Linked DNA regions of Homo sapiens: region 1 is linked to region 2. Evidence: read pairs that join two places in POLR2A ChIA-PET (ENCODE). Cell type or tissue: HepG2. All regions are shown on one strand. Links, peaks and the distances in the headings refer to the core of each region. The heading gives the core; the rest is flanking DNA.

Region 1 (10,337 bases), core at 1,296-9,295, 120 kb before region 2:
GATCCTACACTCCTTCAAGTGAAGGTGAAGAGCTTGCTGGTCTGAGATTGAATTGAGTCATTTAAAAATGTTGACACCTCCAGAACAAATCAGACTTTGCCTGTGCTATTCTGGTAGCTTTCCTCTTGGGGTTGACTGGACTCCTGCTTTATAGTCGCTGTCTGATCTTGGTAGGATTTCATTTAGTTGACCTCAGGCAAAATCCTTTACCTCTCTAGCCTCCACTCCCCTTTGGATGATGCCTTAGGCCCCGGCATTTCCAACATTCTACATGTTCAAGACAAATCAGGCCAGGCGCGGTGGCTCATGCCTGTAATCCCAGCACTTTGGGAGGCCGAGGCGGGCGGATCACAAGGTCAGGAGATCGAGACCATCCTGGCTAACATGGTGAAACCCCGTCTCTACTAAAAAATGCAAAAAAAAATTAGCCGGGCGTGGTGGCAGGCGCCTGTAGTCCCAGCTACTCGGGAGGCTGAGGCAGGAGAATGGCGTGAACCCGGGAGGCAGAGCTTGCAGTGAGCAGAGATCGCACCACTGTACTCCAGCCTGGGCAACACAGCAAGACTCCGTCTCAAAAAAAAAAAAAAAGACAAATCAAAAGGAGTTTCGAATCACAACAGACAGAGTCCTTAATACCTCACTTCCATTTTTTTTTTTCTTTTGAGATGGAGTCTCACTCTGTCATCCAGGCTGGAGTGCAGTGGCACGATCTGGGCTCACTGCAACCTCCACCTCCCAGGTTCAAGTGATTCTCCTGCCGCCTCAGCCTCCTGAGCAGCTGGGATTACAGGTGTGTGCCACCACACCCAGCTAATTTTTTTTACTATTAGTACAGGCGGGGTTTCATCATATTGGCCAGGCTGGTCTCGAACTCCTGACCTCAGGTGATCTGCCCGCTCCTGGCCTCCCAAAGTGCTGGGATTATCTTTATTTTTCACTTTTTATTTTTTATAGAGATGGGGTCTCGCTCTGTCATCCGGGCTGGAGTGCCATGGGCAATCATAGTTCTCCACAGCCTCGAACTTCCGGGTGATCCTCCTGCCTCAGCCCCCCAAGTAGCTGGGACTATTGGCATGTGCCACCAAGCCTGGCTAATTTTTAAATTTTTTATATAAAAAATTTGCTGTAGGGTCTTGCTATGTTGCCCAGACTGATCTCAAACTCCTGGCCTCAAGCAATCCTCCTACCTCGGCCTCCCAAAGTGTACAGATTACAGGTACTGGAAAATACCTCACTTTCTAGAATGGAAGAAAGAAAGGGAGGGAGACAGAGAGAGGAAAGAAAGTGGGGGAAGCTAGGGAGAGAGGGAGGGAAGGGAAAAAGAAGGAAGAGAGGGAAGAAGTGATCGGTGAACAAACTAAGGGAGGAGAAAGGGGGAGAAATCTGTGCTTTCCAAACCTCTCTGCAGCCTTCATACAAATATATCAGGCTTTTGTTGTGAATAAGTTAATGCTTATTTAGCTTTCAAAATACAGCTCAGTGGAGTATACCTAGGAGCCCTTTGCAGCCTTTGAATCTGGAAGGGAGGAAAGACATGTACGTCAGCAACTTCTGTTTAAGAAAGCAAATGAAACATCCAGAGAAAAATTGTTAGAGAGGACTGACAATGTTTTTATTTTACATTTGAAATACTTTCTATTTCATTGATTTTGTGAACTGTTGAAATTTATGAAAGGCATTTAGCCCAGTGCCTAGTACTTAGCAAGTGCTCAGTAAATGTTGACTATAATTTTTCCTAAAGCGGACTTTTGGTTCAGGCACCAGAAAGTGTGTATTCTAGACCTCTGAATAACCATGTGACCTTAAGTAAGTCTCTCTGCCTCTCTGGGTTTGTTTTCTAATTTGTGAGGCTGAACTGAACTAGAGGGTGAATAAGAGCTTTTTCAGCTGGTATTCCTCAATTCCATTTCTCCTACGTGGTGCCTCCATCGTATAATTCTCACATCGTATAATAAATCACTTACATAACTTGGAAGAACACTTCTTCCTTCTCAAAATTGGTGGGGTTTGGAGCATTAAAATTAGAAAGAAGTAAATGGGATTAACGTTCGCCTAAAGGACCAATTGTGAGGGCAAATTTTGAGCAACTAATTAAAATGTAAATCCTCGTAAATTTCAACATAGCGAGTCTGATTCTAACACTGCATTGTGGTATTTGGAGGACTGTCAGCGTTTCCCCAAGCTCTGCTGGCTCTTAACCCAAATCACATTGTCCACTGAAGACTTAGTACTTCCTATAACTGGGTTTCGAACATCCTTGGGAGAGTGTCATTTCCCTAAGGGCTTTTCTTCCAGTTAAATTGTTTTTGCTTTCCCAAACTGTGTCAACACATCTGTTCTTACCTATCTTAAAATCTTCATCCACCCAACAATTCTCCAAAAGGAAGAGAGAAAAAAAAAAGCTATTGTGCAATGAAAAAAAATTTGGCAAATCTCATGAAAACACATTCTTAAAACATCTCTCATTTCTGAGAAACAAAGTAAAATGTATGAATTTTTGTTGTTGTTGTTGTTTGTTTCATGACTAACAAAATGAATCATTGCTACCAATGTAGTATTCTGACCATATAAAACAAGTATGAAGGAATGTTCAATTCGAAAAATAAAAATAGGCTGGGCATAGTGGCTGACACCTCTCATCCCAGCACTTTGGGAGGCTGAGGCAGGCGGATCACCTGAGGTCAGAAGTTCAAGACCAGCCTGGCCAACATGGTGAAACCCCATCTCTACAAAAATACAAAAATTACCCAGGCATGGTAGTGGGTGCCTGTAATCCCAGCTACTTGGAGGCTGATGTGGGAGAATCACAGAGGTTGCAGTGAGCCTAGATCGCGACATTGCACTCCAGCCTGGACAACAGAGCGAGACTCCATCTCAAAAAAAAAAAAAGAGAAAAAGAGACGTGATGCTATTGAAGGATGTGGTGACTGGAAGGGGTGGGAGTCATAAACTGAAGCAAGCCTCCAGGGTGATCTCCCACCCTGGGGGAGCAAGGTGGGTGATGGGGCCAGTCTCTGAGACCAGAAACTCAGGAGAAGAAACATCTTTAAGGAAAAGATAAATTCAATCTGGAACATTACACAAAGGACTTGGCCAGGCACAGTGCCTCATTCCTATAATCCCAGCACTTTGGAAGGCTGAGGTAGGATGATTGCTTGAGCCCAGGAGATCAAGACTAGCCTGGACCACATAGAGAGACCCCCGTCTCTACAAAAATAAGAAAATCAGCTGGGCATGGTGGCACATGCCTGTAGTCCTAGCTACTTAGGAGGCTGAGGCAGGAGGATGGCTTGAGCTCAGGAATTTGAGGCTGCTGTGAACCATTATCTTACCACTGCACTCCAACCTGGGCAACAGAGTGAGATCCTGACTCAAAAATAAATAAATAAAGGGACCCATAAATACCCAAATATGACTGCTGGGTAATTGGATCTGTCTCTCCAGAACTCAGAGGGAGAGAACTGGGTTTGAGAAACACCCTGGGGTATCATCATTGTAAGGTGGTATGGTCATTAAAGCCATGAGTTTGAATAAAGTTTCTCGGGGGAGGAGGCTAAGAAAGTGGCCAAGGGAAAGCGATGTTTAAAGAGTGCTATAGATTGAATTGTGTTCCCCTAAATGTTATGTGTTGAAGTGCTAACCCCCAGCGCCTCAGAATGGGAGCTTACTTGGACATAGAGTCAATGTAGTTGTAATTAGCTAAGATGAGTGCTATGCTTTAAATGTTGGTCCCGTCCAAAACGCACAGTGAAACTTAATCCCCATGGTGGCAGTATTGAAAGACGAGGGCTTTAAAAGACGATTGGGATTGGGTCATGAGGGCTCTGCCCTCCTGAAGGGACACTCCACGCCCTCACCATGTGATACCCTGCGCTGCCTCAGGACTCTGCAGAGTCCCCACCAGCAAGAAGGACTCATCAGATGTGGCCCCTTGACCCTGCATTTCTCAGCATCTAGAACTGTAGGAAATAAATTCCTTTTCTTTATAAATTACCCAGTTTCGGCCAGGCATAGTGGCTCACACCTACAATCCCAGCACTTTGGGAGACTGAGGCGGGTGGATCACCTGAGGTCAGGAGTTCGACACCAGCCTGACCAACATGGCAAAACCCCATCTCTACTAAAAATACAAAAATTACCCGGGTGTGGTGGTGTGTGCCTGTAATCTCAGCTACTCAGGAGGCTGAGACAGGAGAATTGCTTGAACCTGGGAGGCAGAGGTTGCAGTGAGCCGAGATTGTGTCACTGTACTCAAGCCTGGGCAACAGAGTGAGACTCCTTCTCAAAATAAATAAATAAGTAAATACATTACCCAGTTTCAAGTATTCTGTTATAAGCAACAGAATGAAGTTATGGTAGAGGAGGGGAGCTAATATGATATGACCGGTGTCCTTACAAAAAGGAAAAATTTGAACATAGAGGCATGTAACAGGGAGAACACCATGAGAAGATGAAGGCACAAATCAGGGTGATGCTTTACAAGCCAAGGAACTAGTCCTGCCAACATATTAATCTCCAAATTGCAAGCTCCAGGACTATGAAACAATACATTTTTGTTGCTGAAGACACACAGTTTGTAGTACTTTGTTATAAGGAAAAGCCCACAAAGAATATCAAGATAATCAGGTCCAAGAAAGGAGGAAAGCCAGAAAAGCATGGCATCATCAAGCCGAGAACAGGAAAGAGTCTCAAAGGGAGGTCATAGTCAACAAGATCAAGTGTTCCCAAGAGGTTGAGGAGGACAGAAAAGTCAGCCTTGGTAAAGCAATGGAGAGGTCACTGGTGACCTTGGGAAGGGCAGTTACAGTGAATTAAAGAGGTGGAGGACAGATTGAAGTGAGGAAGAAAAATAAACTTTCCAGACATTTAAGGAAGGAAAGAAGATAGGAAGGAAGTTGAAGAAAGATCATTGGGTCATGTAGTTTTTCCTTTTTTGTTGTTTTTTGTTTGTTTGTTTTGTTTTTTGTTTTTAAGATGGAGTTTCACTCTTGTTGCCCAGGCTGGTGTGCAATGGCACTATCTCAGCTCACTGCAACCTCCGCCTCCCAGGTTCAAGCAATTCTCCTGCCTCAGCCTCCCCAGTCGCTGGGATTACAGGCATGTGTCACCACACCCAGCTAATTTTGTATTTTTAGTAGAGATGGGGTTTCTCCATGTTGGTCAGGCTGGTCTTGAACTCCTGACCTCAGGTGATCCACCTGCCTCAGCCTCCCAAAGTGCTGGAATTACAGGCGTGAGCCACCATGCCTGGCCTATTTCTTCCTTTAATGGGAAAAATTTGGTATAGCTAATGGATGAGGATAACTAGCCAGTGGAGGGAGAAAGTGTGAAGAAGCATAGAGAAAGAAATAGATGGGGGGGAAGGTGAGGAGGCAGAGGGAGAAGAGGGGGAAGGGGAAAGTAGAGGTGGAAAGGGAAGGAGAGGGGAAGCAGAGAAGAGGCTGAGAACCACAGAGAAGCCATTCTGGTGGCTGGGCTGACAGTGGTAGTGGTGACAGCCACACCCGTTTCCAGGCAACAGTGGCAACAAGGCCAAGGGCAGGGTCTGGGTTCTATGAGGGCAAACAGCAGAGGCATCCAGCGATCAATGGTGGCAGCAGCAGGCTGGATTTATGGCAGGATTTTGACTATGGCCCTGGCTACTGCCCTTATTTCTATCTATTCTCTGAGCTGCCTTTCTAGCCTCTTTGGGGATTCTGGAAGCTGCCCACTGGCTTTTTGATCCATTCTTTTTTCTATTTCAATCAACTTGAGTCAGTTTCTGTTGCTTACAGCTGAGAACTTTACCTGATTCAATCACGTACAATGCTGAGCATTTTAGAAGGAGTTTTAAAAATCCTCCCAGCAAATCTAAGAAGTAGACTTATATTATCATCTCCATCTTCCCAATGAGGAAGCTGAGAGATGAAGAGCTTAGGTAATATGTCCAACATCACAAAGCTAGTAGGTAGCACAGCCAGGCTCATACCCAGGCCTATTTGCCTCCAAAGCACTTAACCACCGCAATCTCCTGCCCCTTCCTTGGGCGAGCTCTGTCACCTCCTGCAAATGGCGTTAGCGCACAGTGAAACCGCCTCCCTGTGTCCCAGCACTGGGGAAACACAGTTCTGACTGCTCTGAGGAGCTTGTTTGGTGAGCCCATTGCGCTGTTCCTCTCCGTTCCTGGCGAGCCTTGACACCAGTACCCTCATCTACAATGACACCCAAACTTCCACCTTGGCCTACAGTATCATGTAAGCAATTTGGAAATTCCTTCCAAAATAAGTTTCTAAAGCCAAGATCCCCATCCAGCAGACAAGGTTCTAGTTCTCAAAGCCTGGGCTAGAAGATCTTAAAGACTTGCCCACTAGGTCTTCCGATGGATACTATGACCACATGGCCTCATTCCTCCTGTGTCATTCATGTCCTCCGGAATGCTAAGATAAAGCCAGGAGAGCAAGAGGCTCACTGGGGAGAGGGAGACACCCGTGGAAGATAAAGGAGGAGACAGCAGAACTGGGAAGGGAGAGCCTAGGATCACAAGACAGATGTGACAGAATCTCAGTCAACTCCACAGGGAGACTTGGAGCAAAGATTGCTCATTTGAGAAGTCCCACATTAGACAGAAATAGCTAGGCCTGCACTCACCATGCTCTGTCATTGGCTAGGGGCTGACCAGGAAGAGCACAGCTCCAGCTTGAAAACTATGGTGGATTCCAAAGGTGCTGTAGCCAGGTACAGTGGCACACACCTGTAATCCCAGCTACTTGAGAGGCTGAGGCAGGAGGATCACTTGAGGCTAGGAGTTTGAGGCTGTGGTGTGCTATGATCACGCCTGTGAATAGCCACTGCATTCTAGCCTGGGCAACATAGCAGGACCTCATCTCTAACAACAACAACAAAATGGTGCTGGAGCTCATTACACTCCTCCCCACTGAATGTCAAGTCCATGGCCACAGCACCTAACACCCACCTTCTTTTCTCTTGGAATACTTGGGATGTAAAGAACTGTATTAAAGAACCCCATTCTGCTCCCGCTCCACCATGGTTATATTCCACAGCGCCTGCTCTGACCTGAATCTATTTGATTTTTTTTTTTTTTTTTTTTTTTGAGACTAAATCTTGCTCTGTTGCCCAGGCTGGAGTGCAATGGCATGATGTCGGCTCACTGCAACCTCCAACTCCCGGGTTCAAGCAATTCTCTTGTCTCAGCCTCCCGAGTAGCTGGGATTACAGGCGCATGCCACCACTCCTGGCCAATTTTGTATTTTTAGTAGAGATGGCGTTTCACCATGTTGGCCAGGCTGGTCTCAAACTCCTGATCTCAAGTGATCCGCCTGCCTCAGCCTCCCAAAGTGCTGGGATTACAGGCGTGAGCCACCGCACCTTGCCCCATTTGATCTGATAGACACAAATGATCCCAAGTCTTCAGAGATATATTAAATATAAAAGATTTGTTCCTCAAAATAATAGTATCAATAATTTTGTTAGAAGCCCCTATTATAAATATTTAATAAAAATTCTAATTCGCTAGCAGAACTCAACTCTTACAAACCTCTGAGACCTCCTCTCTCTTCGGCTAGTTGTATGCCAACATCTAAAGGGATCTCAGCAGCCTATATTTGTGTTCTTGGCCTAGCGACTTCCCAAAATGGCCCCACTATTTCCTGATAGAACAACACATGGGAAGACACTCAAGCTGAATGAAGCCTGAAATGGCCATTCCTTGGTGTGACTGCCTGCCTTATAGTGACTGCCATGTTTCAGTGCCAGTGAATCAAGTTTAGGAGAGAGAACAACTGTTCCTTTTGCAAACCATTATTAAGCCCCTGCTATATGTCAGGCACCATAATAGGTGCTAAAGTTACGGTGGCTGTGGTGGTTTTAAAATACATCTGCAGCCAGGCACGGTGGCTCACATCTGTAATCCCAACACTTTGGGAGGCAGAGGCAGGAGGATCACTTGAGCCCAGGAATTCTAGACCAGCCTGGGCAACACAGTAAGACCCTGTCTCTACAAAAAATAAAAAAGTAGCTAGGCATGGTGGCACACACCTGTAGTTCCAGCTACTTGGGAAGCTGAGGTGGGAGGAATCCTTGAGCCTAGGAGGTTGAGGCTCACTGAGCTGTGTTTGCCCCACTGCACTCCAGCCTGGGCAAAACAGTGAAGCCTTGTCTCAAAAAAATAAAAAATACATCTACAAATTATTTTACAAGTTTCCCTTCAACGATGGAGCCTAATTCCTCTTTCCCTTGAGTATGGGACAGACATAATGACTTACTTCTAACAAATAGAATGTGGCAATAGTGATGATGTATGACCTCTGAGACTAGGTTATAAAAGGCGGTGTGTGTCGTCCTCCTTGCTCTCTCTTGGATCAATTGTTCTGGGGGAAACCAACTACCATATCGTGAGGACACTCAAGCAGCCCTATGGAAAGGTCCATGTCATAAGGAACTGAAGCCTCCTGCCAACAGCCATGTGAGTGTGCCATCTTGGAAGTGGATCCTCCAGCTGCATTCAAGCTTTCAGATGACTACAGCCCAACCAACATCTTGATTGCAACTTCATAAGAGACCCCAAACCACAGCCATCCAGACAAGCTACTTCCAAATCCCTAACTCACAGAAACTGTGAGATCATAAATGCCTACTGTTTTAAGCCACCAAGTTTTGGGGTAATTTGTTATACAGCAATAGACACAGCGGGAGACAAGACAAACACAGTTCCTGTCCTCATTCTTGCAGCAGATAATAACCTGTTATTAAACAAATGTGGAAACAATGTGAGTCAAGTTGTGCCCAGCAAATCTGTGCAAGTGCTAGACTTTCCCACCAACAGGAAATGTGATCAGGAGATTTGTTAGATTATTGCATTGATTGTGACTAGAATATCAGTTTGGTGTCACCAAAAGGTACAGCCTGTCTTTATGCTATGATCAGCAGAGAGACTGCAGTAAATGGTGGTGGGGTCTGATATAAGATCCAGTGGATCTGGGTCAGAATGGGTGCCATGGCAACCCAAACCTCCTGAAACCAGGTGAAGGGAAAGCAGCAGCCCAGGCCCTTACAGAGAAAGCTGGTCTGCAAAGAGTACAGGAGAGCTGAGAGAGGCAAATACAAGAGACCATGTGTGTGTCTCCAGGGAAACAGAGACAAACCACTGTCCATTTCCTGTGGGCTGACAGGACTTCCAGGGTTGTATTCTATGAGGTTTCCTAAACATATATATATTTTTTTCAATCAATCCCCTTTTTACTTGAGCTAACCAGCTGGGTTCAGTCATTACAGTAGAACAATCTCTGAGGTGCTCCACTCCAGCCTCGTAATGGGTCTCTCACCTCCAGTATCTGTCCTCTTCAGTGCACCCCACATGGGAATCCAGGAGTCTTCTTCAATCACTGCTTTAGTCAAGGCACCCTCCCCCTACTTCTCCTACAAACCTTAGTTAGGTCCCCACTCCTATAGGTCAAGCACCTCAGCCAGGTATTTACAGCCCTCCTCAACCTGGCTCCAACTCACCTTTTAAATGATTCCCCACGTATACCCTATCTCCAGATAAGCTAAACTCCCTGAAGTTTGCCATGGGTCTTGGTTTTTCAGCCTCATACCCTTCATCAAGTCACTCTTTCCACTTGGAAGCCCATCGCTACCCTCATCCACCTCACTTTATTCTAGCTATACAGCAAAGATCGTCTTAAGGCTGGGTGCAGTTGCTCATGCCTGTAACCCCAGCACTTTGGGAGGCCAAGGCAAGAGGATCACCTGAGTCAGGAGTTCAAGACCCTATCTCTACAATTTTCCCGGTTTGGTGGCACGCACCTGTAGTCCTAGCTACCTGGGAGGCTGAGGCAGGAAGATTTCTTGAGCCTAGGAGCTCAAGATTGCAGTGAGCCATGATCATGCCACTGTACTGCAGCCTGGGCGATAGAGTGAGACCCTGCCCCACCCCCACCAAAAAAAAAGATGGTCTTAAATGTGTCTCCATGAAGTTGTTGCTAATCCCTTCAGCTGGTATAATGTTTTCCTCCTCCGAATGCATCGTTTATGGTATTGGTAGAGTGTAAGTCCTTTTCTGACTATACTGTAATTACATATGTGCATAGCTCATCACCTCTACACAGCCATAAGCTTCTTGAGGGTGAAAACAAGGTTATTCATCTTGGTATCAGCTTGGTCCTAAGCCCGCTTCTCTGTTCACTCTCTTCTCTCCTTAAATGATCTCATGATTTATGACTTCATCCACTCCATCTAAATGCTGATGCTTCCAGCCCAGACCTCTCGGCTAAGCACCAGATCCTACTCACACCACCTACTCCCATAGCCCCGTGGGTGTCTCCAGGCTCCTCGTGCTCGGT
Region 2 (10,910 bases), core at 1,097-9,096:
GGGCTGAGGAAGTATAACAGAAATACATTAGTAAATACTTATAGGTCTACTGACATTCTTTTGGAAAGAAGAGCTAGCATACCAATTTCAACTAATTTTGTGAGAGCAACATGCCTCTTTTCTTTTAATTCAAGCAAAAATTGTAACTTGGTAAGTAGAAATGTATCAATTCAGGCATAGCTTATTTTATTGTGCTTCACCTTACTATGTGTCACAGATACCAAATTTTTACAAATTGAAGGTTTGTGGCAACCCTACCTTGAGCACGTCTATCAGTGACTTTTTTCAAATATCATGTGCTCACTTTCTGTCTCTGCATCACATGTTGGTAACTACTACAGTATTTCTAACTTTTTCATTATACACTGTGATCAATGATCTTTGATGTTACTATTGTAATTGTCTTGGGGTACCATAAACTGTACCCCTATAAGACAGCAAATGTAACTGATAAACGTTGTGTTCTGATTGTCCCACCAGGCGTGTGCTGGAATTACAGGTGTGAGCCACTGCGCCTGGTCAACATAACCTTTATATGCACCGGGAAAGCAAAAAATTCATGACTTGCTTTATTGTAATATTCACTTTATTGCAGTGGTCTGGAAGCAAACCTGCAATATCTCTGAAGTATGCCTATATATATACAGACCACCATTTAATGAATGAATCAATATTTGAAAAGTTAGTACTGACAGGATATCTTTTAATTTTGTCAAATTTGGGTGATTGAGAAAACCTATCAAATAATGTCATCTAAGCACTGAATTGAGGCAGAGGGTCAGCTAACATTTGTAGTATTTACTTGGAAAATGTTTAATAAATATTGTTAAGCTGAAAAAGGGAGGCAAAGACTCTGCACAAAGAAAACAAATAAATTATATGGCTAAGAACTTCCTAGACCAACCATACAATTATAAAATAAAGACTATATATAAATCAAGTATGAAGGAGGTAATATTAAGTGCAATTAGATGAGTGACTTCCATAGAACTCTGGAGAAAAGATTTATAGTTATGGCCCAGAAGGGGCCACACAGATCTAACCCTAAGAAGTGATATGTGTCCCCAGAATTCTAAGATATTTTTCTTGCACCATTATTACTATCATATATTACTGTAGTTTTAAAATCAGCTACCCAATATCCCCTTCTGGTTGGGTCCAGGACCCCTGGGGAAAGAGTGACTTGCCAATTTCTGGGCCAACTAACAAGTCCCTTGATATCATGTGGTGCTAAACTTGCCCTTTAGTCATTAGAAGCCTCACTAATAACTGCTACTCCTAATGTTACAAGACATGAGTGAAAAAGGTTTCAAAAGTTAGTTCCATACATTTGAAAATAATCTTTCTGGGAGAGAATAAACAGTGGAGAGATCTGTCTTTAAAAATATAAACGTACTCTCGGCCGGGCACGGTGGCTCACGCCTGTAATCCCAGCGCTTTGGGAGGCCGAGGTGGGTGGATTGCTTGAGGTTAGGAGCTTGAGACCAGCCTGACCAACATGGTAAAACACCATCTCTACTAAAAAAAAATACGAAAATTAGCCAGGCGTGGTGGCACATGCCTATAATTCCATCTACCCGGGAGGCTGAGGCAAGAGAACTGCTTGAACCCAGGAGGCAGAGGTTGCAGTGAGCCGAGAAAAGGAGAGGCTGAAAAAAATAAATAAATACAAATAAAGAAAAGGAGAGGCTGGCTGGGCACGGTGGCTCATGCCTGTAATCCCAGCACTTTGGGAGGCCGAGGCGGGTGGATCACAAGGTCAGGAGATCAAGACCATCCTGGCTAACACGGTGAAACCCCATCTCTACTAAAAATACAAAAAATTAGCCGGGTGTGGTGGTGGGCGCCTGTAGTCCCAGCTACTCGGGAGGCTAAGGCAGGAGAATGGCATGAACCCGGGAGGTAGAGCTTGCAGTGAGCCGAGATCACGCCACTGCACTCCTGGACGACAGAGCGAGACTCCATCTCAAAACAAACAAACAAAACAAAACAAAACAAAATATATATATATGTAGTCTCTCACAGTGACGTGTCTATGACTGTGTCTAGTAAAGCTCAGGAAGAAAGAATAGCAGTTAACATTGTTTATAAAGACTTATCAAATGTAACCCTTCAAAATATTTTATCAAATACTTATCAAATGCAACCCTTCAAAAATATTTTAAAGGATGTACTAACAATCAATTCCTGTAGTACAGTTTTACTTTCTGCTGCTAATGATTGTTCTTTTAGTATCATATTAAAAATCTGAGAAACATGAGTAGACACATTTTCTGGAATAGATGTGAGAGATCCAAGTGCTACTGTAGTAATGGTATCTAATGCAGAGACACTGGAAGACAGCAGATTACCTATAACAAACAAAAACAGAAAGATGTAAACTTTGACATAAATATATTAAATACCGTTCAAACCATTTCAAAGAAGTTGACAAAAGTATACCCTTGTTGTAGAATTTGTAATAACGAGCTTAAAAGAACTGGCTCACTACAAAGCAAGGAAATATTTAAATATACATTACAATTTTCTATAGTGCTCTGTAAGCCCTTAACATATTTGTAAGTGTATCAGACCCATAACTATAATTCATAGTACACAAAGAATTAGAATATTCTACAATTAATCTCTAACTAAAAATAATATACAGAATTATGGTAAGTTTACAGAAGAAAAAAAAAACTGGAAATCAATACCAAAAAGTATAGTGCTTGGCTTAGTGAGACTAGAGTCTAGATGATTTTTTAAATTTTTATATTTCTGAATGTCCAAATTTTCCATAATGAGGATAGTATTTCACACTAAATAAACATACTTTTTTCTAAAGGGAGATAATAGTTAAAAACAATGAGACACAAACATATTCTGACAATATAGCAAACCATCAAGATATATATGCCCCCCCCAAAAAAAGTTGCAGAATGTTTATGCACAAAAAATTTCCAGAAAAAGGCCCAAGAAATTTAACAATAACACCTATGGTCAATGACCCAGGGTCAGGAGCCGGAGTCAGGGAAAAAGAGGACTTCTACTTCTAACGTTTATATACTTAGTTACTTAATAAATGTAACATTTTATAGAAAACAGAAGGGAGGGTGGGGAGGGAAAAAAGATTTGTTTTAATTCAAAGACAATAAAAGCATTAATCTTCACCCTGAACAAATAGTTTGTGCATGGTAGAGAGTATTGGTGACACCGTCATCTATGTTTCACAAAATTATCAGTTTTGAAATCAACATTACACTTAACACATCAAGACTAGAACAGAACAGCCTGAACTTACCAAATAAGGTCTTATGTACTTCTAGCATGGCCTTTTGCTTTGAGCTGCCATCCTTAATTAATTCTTCCATATTATTAAACAGACTATTCAGGTTTTTGCCAAAAATATCCTGAGCTTCTGCATTGTGTTGGTCAACTGCCTTCTTACGATCCAGTTTGGAATGGAGACCAGATACATCTTTTGTAGTTTCTTCAACTGTGTTAAGCAGCTATATTTTTAAAAATAAGTGTTAGACAAAATGGATACGGTGAAAGGAATCTGATGAAAGTATCTACACAAGGATTTATCTTGATAAGAACTAGTAAATTTTCCAGCCTGGCCAACATGGTGAAACCCCGTCTCTACTAAAAATACAAAAATTAGCTGGGTGTGGTGGTACATACTTGTAGTTCCAGCTACTCAAGAGGCTGAGGCAGGAGAATTGCTTGAACCTGGGAGGTGGAGGTTGCAGTGAGCCAGAGATTGTGCCACTGCCACTCCAGCCGGGGTGACAGAGAGAGACTCTGTCTCAAAAAAAAAAAGTCAATTTTAGACATTGTATCAGAAGAAATGCTTTAACTCATGCTAATTTATCCAGATGCCCAGTAATGTTTATTTCCCTTCCTGTAGCCATCTACACAAGCAAGGAAAACTGATTTTTTCAGTTATTGCAATAATTATGCTTCCTCAGAAATTTTTTTCCTTCTATGTTCTACTATTTCCTCAGAAGTACACCTAATGGCCGGACGTGGTGGCTTACACCTGTAATCCCAACGCTCTGGGAGGCCTAGGCAGGTGGATCACCTGAGGTCAGGAGTTTGAGACCAGCCTGGCCAACATGGTGAAACCCAGTCTCTACTAAAAATACAAAATTAGCTGGGTGTGGTGGCAGGCGCTTGTAATCCCAGCTACTTGGGAGGCTGAGGCGGGAGAATCGCTTGAACCCGGGAGGCAAAGGTTACAGTGAACTGAGATGATGCCACTGCACTCCAGCCTGGGCTACAAAGCAAGAGTCTGTCTCAAAAAAAAAAAGTACAACTAATAAAAAATTAAAGGCCGGGCGCGGTGGCTCACGCCTGTAATCCCAGCACTTTGGGAGGCCGAGGTGGGTGGATCATGAGGTCAGGAGATCGAGACCATCCTGGCTAACAAGGTGAAACCCCGTCTCTACTAAAAATACAAAAAATTAGCCGGGCGCGGTGGCGGGCGCCTGTAGTCCCAGCTACTCGGGAGGCTGAGGCAGGAGAATGGCGTGAACCCGGGAAGCGGAGCTTGCAGTGAGCCGAGATTGCGCCACTGCAGTCCGCAGTCCGGCCTGGGCGACAGAGCGAGACTCCGTCTCAAAAAAAAAAAAAAAAAATTAAATACTTTCAACATCTTTCATCATCAGAACATACTAAATTCTTTTTTTTTTTTTTTCTGAAACAGAGTCTTGCTCTGTTACCCAGGCTGGAGTGCAGTGGCATGATCTCGGTTCACTGCAACCTCTGCCTCCTGGGTTCAAGTGATTCTCTTGCCTCAGCCTCCTGAGTAGATGGGATTATAGGCATGTGCCACCACGCCTGGCTAATTTTTGTATTTTTTTTTTTTTAGTAGAGATGGGGTTTTACCATGTTGGTCAGGCTGGTCTCGAACTCCTAACCTCAAGCAATCCACCCACCTCGGCCTCCCAAAGTGCTGGGATTACAGGCGTGAGCCACCATGCCTGGACAGAACATACTAAATTCTTAATGACTAATTAGGTTCAATCATCCCCACAAAGAAAAAGCATCACAGCATCACTATTCTAAATGTCTACAAAATATATTATAAAGTTATGTTCTATTTTCTTTTTTTTTTTTTTTTTTGAGACGGAGTTTCGCTCTTGTTGCCCAGGCTGGAGTGCAATGGTGTGATTTCGGCTCACCGCAACCTCTGCCTCCCGGGTTCAAGTGATTCTTCCACCTCAGCCTTCCCGAGTAGCTGGGATTACAGGCATGCGCCACCACGCCCGGCTAATTTTGTATTTTTAGTAGAGACAGGTTTCTCCATGTTGGTCAGGCTGGTCTCGAACACCTGACCTCAGGTCATCCACCCACCTTGGCCTCCCAAAATGCTGGGATTATAGGCGTGAGCCACCACTCCCAGCTAAGTTATGTTCTATTTTCAAAACTCCAGGAGCAGGAGTAGTTTTTTCATAAGTCGACATCTCCAGTGAGAAAAACATGGATGAAATAGTAAAATAATGTTTTTTAAATGGACAGAAATACCATTTGGGGTGAATAAACAGAATATTTAATGCTTAAGCACAGAAAATTTTTTCTACCCATTCTCTACTTAATATGAGTACAAATCAACACAAGGGACAAACCTTGCTGGCAGCATCATGAAGTTTCTCCTCAGTACTTTCCAAAGCTGATGTGATATATTCTTCTTTAACAAGTTGTAATTTAGTTTCTTGCAAATGTTTTTGAGTGGTTTCAAGTTCTTGTGTTTTATTTTGCAGGTCAGATTTACACTGGTCAAGTTCATTTTTATTATCCATAAACAACTCTGTAACCTAAATATAAGAATTTAAAAAACGCTGAGCTGGCTGGTAGGATATCTAGCTAGTTCATAAGATTAGAAAAATGAAACAAATTATTTCCATGCAAAAGTTGTAAGAAGTTACCCGGTAGGTTAACACAAATATGTCATCCTGTTTCTTTCTGTAATCTTACTCAACACTTTGAGATTAAATAATAGGTCTGGTGTAGTACTATTAATTCTTCAGTTTCCTTCAACATTGTCAATGGATTTGAATATAACAGTGTTAATGTGGCCTGGCAAGGTGGTTCACACCTGTAACCCCAGCACTCTGGGAGGCCAAGGCAGGAGATCACTTGAGCCCCATAGTTTGAGACCAGCCTGGGCAACATAGCGAGACTGACTCCATCTCTACAAAAAAATAAAATAATTAGCCGGGCATGGTAGTGCATGCCTGAAGTCCAGCTACTCAGGAGGCTGAGGCAGGAGAGTTGCTTGAGACCAGAAGTTTGAGGCTGCAGTAAGATATGATTACACCACTGCACTGTAGCCTGGGCATCAAGCAAGACCCTGTCTCTAAAAAATAATTAAAAATAAATAAATAAAGGTATTAATATGAGGGTGGCCCTGAAAGGTCAGGCCTCTTGCCTACCCTAGTTATATTACTTTTATTTAACATCCAGTCTCTCCCAATATCTGTATTCCTTCATCTGATAAACATGTTAACAAAACTGCTTCAGCATTCACTATTTTGTAGTTTCAATAACAAAATCAAACAATTCAGTTAATTTCTTGTAATGTTTTATTAATATAAGCTGTCAGCTTTTTTGATGTGATTAATGATAGTAAAAAATCATGATATAACTTACTTTCAGTATAAGGGTCAGCAAAATAAAATCTTTTTTTTTTTTCCAAAAAAATCTGAAGGAGCTGGGTGCAGTGGCTCACGCCTGTCATCCCAGCATTTTGGGAGGCTGAGATGGGCAGATCATGAGGTCAGGAGTTCAAGACCAGCCTGGCCAGCATGGTGAAACCCTGTCTCTACTAAAAATACAAAAAAAATTAGCCAGGCATGGTGGTGCACACCTGTAATCCCAGCTACTCGGGAGGCTGAGGCAGGAGAATCGCTTGACCCTGGGAGGCAGAGGTTACAGTGAGCCGAGATCACGCTATTGCACTCCAGCCTGGGTGACAGAGCGAGACTCCGTCTAAAAAAAAAAAATCTTGAAGGAAAAAATATTAGATCTTTCATTCTAAAATTTTCTTTCAATATTTGCTTTTCACATAACAGTAAATATCATTTTAAGTGCTTACCCTATTCAGCTCCTCCTCAACAGCACCAATTTTTTCAATCAATTCTACAATCTGCTCTTCTTGAACAGTTAATTTTCCACTCATGACTCTAAAATAAAGTTTAATATGAGTTTAACAGTTAATATTTTTTTCTAACTCCTATAAAATGTATTCTAACACAATTGTGACAGCTACACAAACTCATTTCCAACATTTATCACCATCACTTGATACCCAAGTGTCACTTGATACCTGTGTCAATAAGCAATAAATACAAATTACAAAGAACAAATTATATTCCTTGTCTTTGTTTTATAAATGAAATATTTTTCCCTTGCCCTCAATTCTGAAACTAAGAATCCCTACCTATGAGGGGAAAAGCATGTGTGTTCCAGATTTGAGAAGCTAGAAAGCTAACAGAGGACGGACTATAACTCAAAGTAGAGAGAGGAGGGAATGCAACCTAAGTGTCTATAATCAGGGATACAGAATATAAATATGCCCCACAGAATGCTGGAAAAATGTGGGACTTGAAGGCATCAGGTATCTTAGAAGGAAGGGGTAAGATTAGGGGTTAAAAACTGAGACTTAAAGTATGTATACAGAGCAATTACACCCCCTGCTGCTGCAACACGCACAAACACCACTCTCACCCCACCGCATAACCCTCATGAGAACAAAGGATTACTCTCTAGAGCAGAGTTTCTCAGCCTCAGCACTAGTGGATCAAATAATTCTTCATTGTGGGGATGTCCTGTACATTTTAGGATGTTCAGTACCATCCAAGTCATGATGATAAAAAATGTCACTGGACTCTGCCAAATGTCCTCTGGGGGACAAAACCACCCACCACCACCAGTCCCCCAACACCACTTCCATTGACAGCCACTAGTCTATAGGAATTGCAGCAGAATTTCCAGGTTCACTTTCACTAGACATCATGGACTGTAGAAGGTTTAGGGACTAGAAATGAGCATTTAAGTGTAAATCTACATACAAAATGATGGAATCCTCAGCCCCCTATACCCACTCTAATCAAAAAATAGCAGCAGCTAGAAAAATCTCCAAGCAAACTGGGCAAATCTTCTCAGAAAAGACTGAGGGCTAGAACAAAAGAAAAAAAATCCAACAAAGAATGATATCTGATGGAAGCCCAGACTTAAGACTGAGATCACCACTTTTTCATCTATAGTGAACTTACAGGTCCATAATCCTCACCCATGTACAAAGCTTCTAATCCATCTTAATTGCCAGCCAAAAATCACTAGACATTTGAAGAAAATAAATACAAATGACAGATATCACAACAGGGAAAAAAAAGATCCCAAAGGAAAGAAAAACATAAAAGAAAACTTTAATAACATTAATAATGTTTCTGAGATAAGGAATAGATCTATAAAATAAAAGGATGCTATATTTTTCAAAAGGAGAGACAGGGATGGCAGAAAAGAGTTTTTAGAAACTAAAAATTTCTAAATTCAACAAAAATATCAGAAGATGAAGTCAAAGTCAAAAGAAGTCATAAAAAGTAAAATAGAGAATGCTTTTCTCAAGCGCAAAGCTCACAGGTCTTCCAAACCCACTTTAATGGGTCTCTGATTTCTTGAGTATTAGTCAGTTTCAGAAATGAATGCCTGTATTTGCTCATCTAATTCTTTGATAACAACCAACAATTTTCTATTTCACATTATGCTTAAATGACAAAGATTCTTCCGTGAATACAAATTCCCTTAACGTATTAGCTAGAGATATTGTTGACTAAAGGAAAAGCTAGAAAAGAGCTGTAAGAGAAGAGTTAATTCTAATAGTCTTTTGATGAAATATATTAGCTTTTTATTAAAAATGGATCTTCTACAGCCAGGCGCGGTGGCTCACGCCTGTAATCCTAGCACTTTGGGAGGCCGAGGCGGGAAGATCACGAAGTCAGCAGATCAAGACCATCCTGGCTAACATGGTGAAACCCTGTCTCTACTAAAATACAAAAACAAAATTAGCAGGGCGTGGTGGCGGGCACCTGTAGTCCCAGCTACTCAGGAGGCTGAGGCGAGAGAATGGCGTGAACCCAGGAGGCGGAGCTTGCAGTGAGCCAAGATGGCGCCACTGCACTCCAGCCTGGGTGACAGAGTGAGACTCTGTCTCAAAAATAAAAATAAAAATAAAATAAAATAAATAGAAATAGATCTTTTATGTAAAACGGGATTATTTGAAATGCTTTTTTATAGTGAATGCCAAGGGGTAATACAACATTGTTACTGTATGGATGAGATGATTTTGATATGGTTTTAAAATGTCTATTAAGCTTGGCTTAAATAAAGCATTATCCTGTTTTAAATGTTGGCTGTAGTTTTTGTGATTCTTCTCTGACTGACACTGTACTAATTCCAAAAGCGTTTTCAGACAAAACTATCTCAGATTATGCCTCATGTGTATTAGAGAACAAACACCTAGGTTTTTTACAAGGGTTTTTAGTTTTAGGTTTTACATTTAAGTTTTTAATCCATCTTGAGTTGATTTCTGTATATGGGCGTTAAGGAAGGGGTCCAGTTTCAATATTCTGCACATGGATAGGCAGTTATCCCAGCACCATTTATTGAACAGGCAGTTTTATCCCCATTGCATGTTCTGTCGAAGATCAGATGGCTGTAGGTGTGTGGCTTTATTTCTGGGCTCTCTATTCGGTTCCATTGGTCTGTGTCTGTTTTTGTACCAGTACCATGATGTTTTGGTTACTGTAGCCCTGTAGTATAGTTTGAAGTCAGGTAATGCGATGCCTCCAGCTTTGTTCTTTTTGCTTAGGACTGCTTTGGCTATTTGGGCTCTTTTCCAGTTCCACATGAATTTTACAATAGTTTTTTCTGTGAAGAATGTCATTGGTAGTTTGAGAGGAACAGCATTTAATCTGTAAATAGCTTTGGGTGGTATGGCCATTTTAACAATATTGATTCTTCTTATCCATGAGCATGGAAAGTTTTTCCATTTGTTAGTGTCAACTCTGATTTCTTTCAGCAGTGTTTTATAATTCTTACCGTAGAGATCCTTCACCTCTCTGGTTAGTTGTATTCCTAGGTATTTTACTGTTTTTGTGGCTATTGTGAATGGAATTGCATTCTTGTTTGGCACTCAGCTTGGACATTATTGGTATATAGGAATGCTACTGATTTTAGTACAATGATTGTGTATCCAGAAACTCTGCTTAAATTGTTGATCAGATCTAGGAGCTTATGGACAGAGACTATGGGGTTTTCTAAGTATAAAATCATATACACCCAGCGGGGCACGGTAGCTAACACCTGTAATCCCAGCAGTTTGGGAGGCGGAGGTGGGCAGATCACTTGAGGTCAGGAATTCAAGACCAGCCTGGCCAACATGGTGAAATCCCATCTCTACTAAAAATACAAAAATTAGCCGGGCATGGTGGCAGGCACCTGTAATCCCAGCTACTTCGGAGGCTGAGGCAGGAGAATCGCTTGAACCCAGGAGGTGGAGGTTGAAGTGAGCTGAGATCGTGCCACACTGCACTCCAGCCTGGGCAACAGTGAAACTGTGTCTCAAAAAAAAAAAAAAAAGTGGGCAAATGATGTGGACATTTTTCAAAAGAAGACATATATGTGGCTAAGAAGCATATGAAACTATGTTTAACACCATTAATTGTTAGAGAAATGCAAATCAAAACCACAATGAGAAACCATCTCACCAGTCAGAATGGCTATTATTAAAAAGTCAAAAAATAACACATGGTGATAAAGTTGTGGAGAAAAGGGAACGCTTATATGCTACTAATGAAAATTAGTTCAGCCATTATGGAAAGTAGTTTGGCGACTTCTCAAAGAACTTAAAACAGAAATACCGGCAG

Evidence for each region. Peaks named below come from ENCODE experiments on the same cell type or tissue, not always from the same donor. Only the 100,000 strongest peaks of a DNase experiment are listed, where the experiment ranks them.
Region 1: POLR2A ChIA-PET joins it to region 2 with 6 read pairs; 3 of 35 experiments call an interaction of 5 or more read pairs at or near these places.

What each region holds. Positions count from the first base shown.
Region 1 is chr10:92,743,002-92,753,338 of GRCh38, reverse strand. No RefSeq gene overlaps it. Among named protein-coding and RNA genes, the nearest start is that of HHEX, 58 kb to the right of the region's middle. In HepG2, for the core only: no CTCF peak of the experiment used is centred there; a DNase peak (open chromatin) is centred at 5,538; H3K27me3 peaks cover 2,480 bases.
Region 2 is chr10:92,625,064-92,635,973 of GRCh38, reverse strand. It overlaps KIF11 (kinesin family member 11), which reads right to left. Exons shown (of 22, transcript NM_004523.4): 11 at 7,079-7,166; 12 at 5,610-5,798; 13 at 3,281-3,488; 14 at 2,179-2,351. Among named protein-coding and RNA genes, the nearest start is that of KIF11, 37 kb to the right of the region's middle. In HepG2, for the core only: no CTCF peak of the experiment used is centred there; no DNase peak of the experiment used is centred there.